2 separate regions of the Homo sapiens genome follow, and region 1 is linked to region 2. Evidence: read pairs that join two places in POLR2A ChIA-PET (ENCODE). Cell type or tissue: PC-9. All regions are shown on one strand. Region 1 overlaps EPB41L4B (erythrocyte membrane protein band 4.1 like 4B). Region 2 has its middle 48 kb from the start of EPB41L4B.

Region 1 (5,000 bases), 95 kb after region 2:
GTCATTCTGAGTCTAAAGGGGACGTTGGCATGTCTGCTGCAAATGCGTTCTCTAGTTAGAAAGGAGGAGGTATCTTTCATTTCTGCCCTTAGAACCTATGCCTGTTACCTTGGCAGCATGTCCTCATCCCCAAGTGACCCCTCATTAGCCACTCAGATTCCCAGAAAGCCAAGTCTGTGACTCCATTATGAAGGCCTTTGCCATGAGCCTCTGCTGACTTGGCTGGCAGGCTTTCCCGCCCGCCAGTGCCCTGTCACTGTGCAGCAGGAGGGGTGTTCACAGCAGGATACAGGCGGCTTTCCCAGGCCAGACACCTGAAGATGCTCAGGCTCTCAGGCCTTTCCAGCATCCAACTCTACAAATTTGAGGCAAAAACAGGTGGGAGGGCGAGGGTCCTCATCTGCCTCCAGCTCTGAGGATGCAAGAGCTGTGCGGCAGCAGCAGTTCCCAGGACCCTCTAGTCATTCCCATCTTTGCTTTCTGAGCTGGACTCCTTACAGTCTGGGTCTTATGATGCCTGCACTTATCTCTGTGCCTTTGCTTATGCTGTTTCTCCTTCTGCTGTTTCTCACCTGTTTAAACTCCCAGCCATCCTTCAAGACCATCTCAGATGACCCCCCCCTCACCCTTCATGAAGCGTGTCCTGAACTCTCAAAGTGTTTTTTCTACTATGCAAATCTTATTTTGCCTTCTGTGGCCATTTGACTGTTTGGCCTTGGGTTTGTTATTTGTGTGTGTGTGTGTGTGTGTGTGTGTGTGTGTGTGTGTGTGTGTGTGTATACACACACGTATATATTATGTATATATACACTATATATGTGTATATAGATACACATATATAATATATATGTATATATACACATATTTATGTATATACATATATTTTATATATATATATAAAACTTTAAATTTAGATCCTAAGACTTAGGACCTCCTCCTCTTAACTCGGTGATTCTTGGGGACAAGGCACATAACCTAGAACCTTCTTTTTTAGCCCCAGAAGGAACCTGAGGGAGAGGCATTTGTCAAATCTTTCTAGATCTTTCTTTTACCATCTTCTAGATGGTGAAACCAAAGCCCTTAGATCTTGGCAAGTCATTTAGTGAATAGCACAGCTTGGACTCAAACTCAAATTTTGCAATTTCAGGTCTATGTGCTCTTTCTAGTACACCCTACTCTTGAGTCTCAGTTTCCTAGCTGTAAAGTGGAGGTAGTGTAATAACATCTGTTTCATGGGGAATTTGAGGAGCTCAGAGAATTAATGGAGGAGAAAAGTTTTTGTAACCTGGGACGTGGATATGGGTCTCCTCTTTGTAGCTGGGCAGTGTGAGGGGGGACCGGAAGTCATCACTGCCCCCAGGGGTGAGCATGCTAAGAAGGTACAGTTAGCTGATTGGAACCTGTAAGGCCCGCCTTGCCTGTGGGAGAAACCTTAGCCAATTTAATCAAGAGGCTTTTGGGAGAGTCTGCTGAGATGGCTTTTGGGGTCATTGATTTTTATAGGACCTGGGAGGTGATTGGATGTCATAGGAGGTGTTTCTGCAAACAGTAGGGTAATAGATGGACCCGGAAGGGAATGGTTCACTTGGCTATTGGCTTATTGCCCCATAATTGAGCCTCCTTCAAGCAATGGTGTTCCCACCCAGCCCCTGACATGCAGATCAGAGGTTGGCAGCTGCAGGGCTCTTGGCATGGCTCTCTGCATACCCAGCTTATATCCCCAGCTCCCTGAAAAGAACCACGCCTGGTTTCCATAGTGCCCTGCCCAGCCCTGAAGCAACTGTCAAAGCGTATTGATATCACCTATTTTTAGCAGTTGGGACTAGGACCTCCTGTTTCCCTTTTCCATGTCAAAACAGGAGGCCATCCAGGAACCCACTCTGCAGATTTCACTTTGGTACAGCTCAAAGCAGGGGCTGGGAGTCTGTGTCTACATATCAAAGCTTGCTTCTGAGAGCCAAGGGCTCAGGCCTGCACTGTCTCACTTTCCCACTGCCTGATCACGATAAGTGCTGTTTACCCAGTTCTCGCCCTGAGCCCAGCACTGAACTACAGTCTTTGTGAACTCTTGTTTAATATTCATCACTGATCTATAAAGTAGGCCATAAAACAGAACCATTTTACAGATGATGAAGCTGAGGCTCAGAGACACTGATGTTCCTAAGAATGTTGTAAAGGTTAAAGCCAGGATTCAGAACTTGGTCTCATTCCAAAGTCCAGCACTTTCCACTTGGCTATACGGCTTGAATATGCACTTGGTTCATGCGTACATACATATATAGAAGGAAGAAAGGGAAGGTTCAGTCAATCCCATTCAGCCAGCTTTGACTTGGAGCTTACTCAGTGCTGAGCTCTGTGGTTGCACAGATGAGCTGGATGTTGTCCCTGCCTGCCACATTCTGTTGGGAGACATAGACAAGTAATCCCCTGAACTACGGTGTATTCAGTCCTCTAAAGAACCAGTGTAAAGGTCCCTCTGTGGGTCTGGAGGAGAGACTGTCTACGTATTACTGATAAAATGAACAAGATATCCAAGAGAAAGGGTGAACACTGATGTGGGCCACAGAGAATGAGAGGAGTTTGCCAGGCAGAGGAGGGGCAGGGATTTGGGGCAGTGGTAGTAACAGCCCCACCAAGCAGGAGCCTCCCTTCCTCTCTTGGGAGCAGGTGTCCTGGAGGGTAGATGTGGCCACTGTAAGTCCTTCCCTAAGCTGCTTTTCAACATGAAAAGGGAGCTTTTTCTGATGGTACATTTTGCAGTAAGGAATCCAAAATAGATTATTTTGACCTTTGTCTCAAGACTTGTCAGATGTGCGTCCTCTGGCCTTTGCAGCATAGAATCTGGCAGTGAGAGGCGCAGGGCTGCATAGTGAGGTTGGTACATAGATATGGCGCCTGCTGGGAGGGTTCAATAGCCACTAAAGGGACTCTTGCAGCTCCTTTGGCTTTGCTTTAATGATTGGTCAGAATGTCATCACATTTGCCACTTGTGTGGACACTACTGGGTGCTCTTGCCATCTCAGATGTAATTATAAGAAGAAAAGAGTGACTATTAGGTATACCTGGAGGGGACATAGGAGAGTATAAATGCTAAGAGTGGGATCTATGGGGATCTATGTTACAACTGCTGGAAACAGACAAAACCCCTTCCTTCCACCCATTGGGTTCAGTGCAGTTTCCATAGACAGTGCTTAGGGGTTAGTTCTGTTCACAGGGGCTGAAACTGAGGCTCAGGTGCCCGTGCTCTGAGGTGGGCTGGGGGTGTGGGGGGGCTTGCTTGTGGCCACACATGAGGTGAGTGGCAGAGCTGCAACTTGAACTCTAATCTTCTGCCTCCTTGCATGGTGGTCCAAAGAAATGTAAACTGCACTCAAGAAATGCCACAGGGCGTGGTGTGGTGGCTCACGTCTGTAATCCCAGCACTTTGGGAGGCCAAGGCAGGTGGATCACCTGAGGTCAGGAGTTCAAGACCAGACTAGCCAACATGGCAAAACCCTGTTTCTACTAAAAATATAAAAATTAGCCAGGCGTGGTGGCACATGCCTGTAACCCCAGCTACTCGGGAGGCCGAGGCAGGAGAATCACTTGAACCCAGGAGGCAGAGGTTGCAGTGAGCCCAGATCACACCACTGCACTCCAGCCTGGGTGACAGAGCGAGACTCTGTCTCGAAAAGAAAAAAAAAAAAGAAATGCCACAGGCCTCTCCTCATCCTGTCTCTGAATGCTGGGAGGCAGGCCGAGTGTTTTCCTGCCCACGTGCAAATACTGGTGCTGAATCGGAAGCTGCTAAAGGGGTCTCTACCACTGATTTAGATGATTCCAAGGAAGTCATCTCACACCAGCAGGTAGCTGGTGTTAAGTGAGTTTATAGGGCTTGGTCATCATGGGGAGCAGGAAAGATCCCCCCACAGGCAGAGAAGGCACTTTAGGCTAGTCCGTGGTGTGGAAACCTAGAGTACTGGATGCTGACGCTGACAGGGGTGTGAGTTTGAATTCCAGCTCTGCCTCTTATCAAGGCTGCACCTCCCACACCCCAGCCTTAGTCAGAGGATGGATGTGATACAGTAAACTCCAAAGGCATTCATCCCCTTCCTTCTCTTTTCATCCTTTGGGTACAATTTGATTATCTCTTCAGATTCCTTCCAGCTCTAGTTTAAACACAAACTATATATATGTATTTGAGATAGGGTCTTACTCTGTCACCCAGGCTGGAGTACAGTGGTGTGATCTCGGCCCACTACAACCTCTGCCTTCCTGGTTCAAGGGACTCTTCTGACTCAGCCTCCCAAGTAGCTAGGACTACAGGTATGCACCACCACACCTGGCTAGTTTTTGTATTTTTAACAGAGATGGGATTTTACCATGTTGTCCAGGCTGGCCTTGAACTCCTCACCTCAAGTGATCCACCTGCCTTGGCCTCCCAAAGTACTGGGATTACAGACGTGAGCCACCACGCCTGGCCTATTTTTAATATACACAGGGTCTTATTGTCACCCAGGCTGGAGTGCAGTAGTGTGATCGTAGCTCATTGCAGCTTTGATCTCCTGGGCTCAAGTGATTCTCCCACCTCAGCCTCCTCAGCAGCTGGGACTACAGGTGTATGCCACCATGCCTAGCTATTTTTAAAAAAGAAAAGTTTATAGAGATGGGGTCTTGCTATGTTGCCCAGGCTGATCTTGAATTCCTGGGCTCAAACGATCCTTCTGCCTCAGCCTCTCAAATTGTTGAGATTACAGGTGTGAGCCACCATGCCTGACTCAGATACTCTTCATAAGCCAAGAAAATTTGCAGGTCCTAGAAATCCCGTTATGAGTTTCGTCACTCAGACTTAATGGTGAAGGCTCAGGAGATGTTCCAGCAGAGAGTTGTTAGATGCTCTTCAACTCCTGAGCTGCTCTGAGGCCTTGTAGTTCCAATGCTCCCATGTAGATTTTAGATGATTAAATTCTACAACCAGCCTTATGGGTGTCATATTTCCAGAATTGATGTACTATTGGAAC
Region 2 (5,000 bases):
CTGTGTCCTCAAATGGTGACAACAGGGAGCCTGCATCTCTTCCTGTCTTTGTAAGGACACTAATTCCATCATGAGAGCCCCATCCTCCTGGCCTCACCTAACCTACCTCCAAAGGCTTCTCCAAATACCACCCCATGGGGGTCAGGGCTTCAGCATATGAATTTGGGAGCTGACATAATTCAGTGCATAGTGTAGTCGAAGTCATATTTTATCATAATTCTAAACAGAAGTCCAAGTCCTCTCTCTCAGAGGCCTTGTTGTCCCCCAGAGCCCCACAACAAGACAGGTGAGGAGGGGAGGACTGCTCATGTGGGGTCCCCAGCCTCGTCCTGTGTGGTCCTCTGCTGCGTGGTGGTCTTGGCGCAGGCATTGTGTGCTTTCCTTTAGTAGGGTTCAGCTTTACCCTGGCCCTCTCCAACATGGATAAGCAACCCTCTTCCTTCCTCTCAGGGGTGTGGGGAAACACGCCATCTTCCAGCCACCACCCCAACCCAGTTTCTGAGTCATGCAGCCCATCACTCAGCCAGGTGGCTCCATGGACAACCTTATGTTTTTACCATCTCTGTTCCTCCATAGACGGCAATGTAAAGGAGGCCCCCCGGAGCTATGCAAGGTAGCAGTACTGACCATGCTTCCTCACATAGACCACAAGAACCACTGTGCCAAATTCTGCACTGCCCTGGAGCTCCGCAGGTATCGCATCACAACTGATGGCTTTCTGGCCTAACCTGAAACCTGCTCCAGCTGGAACTCCATCCCCTTCCCATCTGTTGACCTTCATACTGCCCCTTTTACCACCCAACAGTCAGCCCAAGATTCTGATGGAATACTTGTTGCAAATAAGCCTCATGCCTTGGAGGCTTTAACTTGCATCTTTTCATTTAATGCCAAGTAGACAATTGTGAGTAAAGGGAGGAATTCTCTCTCCCCTCCCCTCTCCCAGCTTCATACCCCAGGGAGAAATGGTGGTGCTTCTAAAGTGGTGTGGCAAAAGAACAAAAATGAAAATAAAAAATAAACTGGTGTGGCCAGTAACAATGTCAAAATCCCATCTCAGACCTGGTCCCTGAGAACCCCCCTACCCCTAAGCACAGAGCACGGCGTGAACTGTTGACACCACTGAGGCCCACCCTACCCTGGACCCTGACTAGATGGGGCCCTGCAACTACCACCCTCACTGTAACTAATCTACATTGTTCATGCTTCTTGGCTTCTCTGAATTCTGATTAAGAGTTGGGGGCAGGCTGGATGCAGTGGCTCATGCCCTGTAATCCCTTTGGGAGGGAGGTGGGAGACTGAGGCAGGAGAATCACTTAAGGCCAGGAATTCAAGACCAGTCTGGGCAACATAGCAAGTCCTCATCTCTGTTTAATAAAAAAAAATAGAGATGATCTCTGGCAGAGCCTAGCTCATGTGCCCATGCCTAGCTGCAAGGGAGGCTGAAAATGCAAGAATTTGGCATTTTCCGCCTCTGTAATTTGAGATGTGGGAATTGATTTCTGCCTTACACGGTGGAGATGTCTCCAAATGAGAAGCTGGATGATCAAAACAAATGTCCGCTATAGTCCACCCCTTTCACTCTCAATATTCTCCTCATACTTGTAAAATATAACAGCACCTGGCAAATAATGACCATCCCTCATGTAAGTGAAAATGCTCACCCTTCCGCAAAAGCGGCCAAACAGAACACTCCTCAACTTCAACTAGGGGCAAATCCCAGATCTCAATTTTTTTTCTATTTGGTCATGAGCCTATCTCATTTTCCTGTACTCTATGAGCTAAATTGTGTGTGATAACTATCAGCATTCCCTATAACACAATAAAAGAAAAAGGAGGAGAGAAGTAAAATTAGATATTTTAAATTATACATAACACAGCAAAAGAAAAAATACAATAGAACTCCCTGGTGTGAGAGGGCATTGCCCACCAGGCAGGTGCTGTCTGGACTCTGTCCAGAGTGTGAGTCACTCTGCCCTAGGCCTCTGGGGCTCCACTGAGAAACTGAGATTTCACTGAGGTCAGGGGTAGGGTTTTGGTTGCAGTAAGAGACCTACCCGGCAAACAGGGAAGGTGTGTGAGGGAGAACGTGCTTGATTGTGATCAAGGCCAGTAAGTCCAGTTTCTAAACAAAAGAGATGCTATTTATAAACCTCCATCAAAACTCAGTCACTTGAAACCAACAACTGAGAAAAGCCTAGAAATATACTTTCTAAAATAATGATTAAAGTTACAGCCCCTACCGTGGTCCATTTCTTGCACCAAATCCAGATTGTCCTCAATTACAAAGAGTTTGTAGGAATTCTATTTTTGCCTTGTATAGAATTGTCTGAAAGCGCAAGAGCGCAAGGGGCCAAAGAGCTGATATTTTCCTTCTAGACACCTCCCTGCAAACCTCTTTTACTTTTCTGTTTTCCTATTTAAGTAAATTGGCCTCAGGCAAATCCTCTCTGACAATTTTTTTTTTAATCTTCATCTTTTCAAATCTACCTCATTCATTTCAGGAAAGCTCTCCTCTCCCTTTTCTTCATACCATCAAAAACTGAAAAAGATATTCATAGCAGCATTCTTCATAATGGCCAAAAAATAGATACAACTACAATGTCCATCAGCTAATGAATCAATAAACAAAACATAGTTGGCCAGGTGCAGTGGTTCACACCTGTAATCCCAGCATTTTGGGAGGCCGACGTGGACGGATCATTTGAGCCTAGGAGTTCAAGATCAGCCGGGGCAACATGGCCAAACCCTGTCTCTACAAAAAAATACAAAAAAAAAAAAATTTATCCAGGCATGGTGGTGTGCTCCTATGGTCCCAGCTACTCCAGAGGCTGAGGTGGGAGGATCACTTGAACCCAGGAGGTCGAGACTGCAGTGAACCATGATTGTGCCAGTGCACTCCAGCCTAGGCACAAGAGTGAGACCCTGTCTCAAACAAACAAACAAAAAGTGGTGTATGTGCACAGTGGAATAGTATTTGGCCATAAAAAGGAGTGAAGTGCTGACACATGGTAGAACATAGATGACTTTGAAAACATTATGCCGAGCAGAAGAAACCAGACACAAAAGGCCCCATATTATATAATTCCATTTGTAAGAAATGCCCAGAATAGGCAATTCCATAGAGACCAAAAGTGGATCAGTGGTTGCCAGGGGCTGGAAGGAAGAGGAATGGGAAGTGAATGCTGATGGGTTTCTTTTTGGAGTGATGAAAATATTCTGGAATTAGAGGGTGCTGATGGTGGTACAATGTTGTGAATACACTAAAAACCAGTGAATTTCACACTGTGAATAGTGACTTCTATGTTATGTAAATTAAATCTCAACTTTAAACAATAGAAGGAAAAAAATTAAAAACAGCCTCATCAGCCCCAGGAGGAAGAGCTTAAGTTGTTCTGAGTGGCAGTTTGTTTGCAGACATCAAAGCCCCATAACATATGGGAAACCACTAACCCAGTAATTTCACCTCTGGGAATTTGACCTAAGAGAATAACTTAAGGGATTTGTTTTATGATATAAAGACAGTTTTTAATATGATTTTTACAGCAAGTTATCTTTATAATAGTGAAAATTTTGAAACAATCTCAGTGCTCATTAGTCTGAATGTGGTTCAGTAAACATTGAGGTATCTTTGTTATGAGACACCACGCAACTCTGAAAGTGGATTTGGGAACTGTAGGTGTCTATACACAGAAAGTAGCCATGATGGCCAGATGCAGTGGCTCACAACCATAATCCCAGCACTTTGGAAGGCCGAGGCGGGCGGATCACGAGGTCAAGAGATTGAGATTATCCTGGTCAACATGGTGAAACCCTGTCTCTACTAAAAATACAAAAATTAGCTGGGTGTGGGAGGCACATGCCTGTTGTCTCAGCTACTCAGGAGGCTAAGGCAGGAGAATCGCTTGAACCCAGGAGGTGGAGGTTGCAGTGAGCCAAGATCGTACCACTGCACTCCAGCCTGGTGACAGAGTGAGACTGCATCTCAAAAAAAAAAAAAAAAAGAAAGTAGCCATGATATTTTGATAAGTAAGAAACACAAGTTACAAAATGGTATCACGATGTAATTCAAACTTTTTTTTGAAATAGAATCTCACTCTGTCACGCAGGCTGGAATGCAGTGGTGCTCATCATGGCTCACCGCGGCCTTGAAATCCTGGGCTCAAACGATCCTCCCACCTCAACCTCCCGAGTAGCTGGGACTACAGGTGTCAGTTGCCATGTCCAGATAATTTTTAAATGTTGTGTAAAGATGGAGTCTTGCTATGTTGCCCAGGCCGGTCTCAGACTCCTGGGCTCAAGTGATCCTCCCTTGACCTCCCTGGGATTAAAAGTCCGAGCCACCACACTTGGCTTGGATTCGAACTTTAGCTAAAGTCAGTATAGTGTGGGGGCTAAGAATAGATATTATGGAGCCAAACAATCTAGATTCAAGTTCCAGCTTCTCACCATTTACCAGTTGTATGTCCTGGTAAGCTACCTAAACTCTCTGGCCTGTTTTCTTTAACCCTTCGGAGTTTCAGTTTTCTCATCTATAGACTGAGGATAATAATGTCACCTATCTCATAGGGTTGGCATGAAAATTGAGTTGTTATGTGGCAAATTAGACCATTCGTGGTGCATAAGTGCTCTGTTATCTATTACTGTTTTAGATAAATAGATGATAATAGATCAGTGACAAATAAATCAAAGATAGTGCATAGATTGACATGATAGATAGATAGACAGATAATAGCAAAAGTGGAGAACCACCAACGTGTTAAGAATGGTTCTTGCACGCCTGTAATCTCAGAACTTTGGGAGGCCGAGGCAGGCGGATAGCTTGAGGCCAGGAGTTCAAGACCAGCCTGGGCAACATGGCAAAACCTTGTCTTTACCAAAAATACAAAAATTAGCCAGGCATGGTGGTGCACGCCTGTATTCACAGCTATTTGGGAGGCTGAGGTGGAGGATGGTTTGAGCCTGGGAGGCAGAGGTTGCAGTGAGCCGAGATCTTGCCGCTA

The links. Peaks named below come from ENCODE experiments on the same cell type or tissue, not always from the same donor. Only the 100,000 strongest peaks of a DNase experiment are listed, where the experiment ranks them.
Region 1: POLR2A ChIA-PET joins it to region 2 with 6 read pairs; 2 of 35 experiments call an interaction of 5 or more read pairs at or near these places.

What each region holds. Positions count from the first base shown.
Region 1 is chr9:109,271,933-109,276,932 of GRCh38, reverse strand. All of the region lies in intron 2 of EPB41L4B (erythrocyte membrane protein band 4.1 like 4B), which reads left to right. Among named protein-coding and RNA genes, the nearest start is that of EPB41L4B, 47 kb to the left of the region's middle. In PC-9, no CTCF peak of the experiment used is centred here; no DNase peak of the experiment used is centred here.
Region 2 is chr9:109,366,493-109,371,492 of GRCh38, reverse strand. No RefSeq gene overlaps it. Among named protein-coding and RNA genes, the nearest start is that of EPB41L4B, 48 kb to the right of the region's middle. In PC-9, no CTCF peak of the experiment used is centred here; a DNase peak (open chromatin) is centred at 2,022; H3K27ac peaks cover 1,295 bases.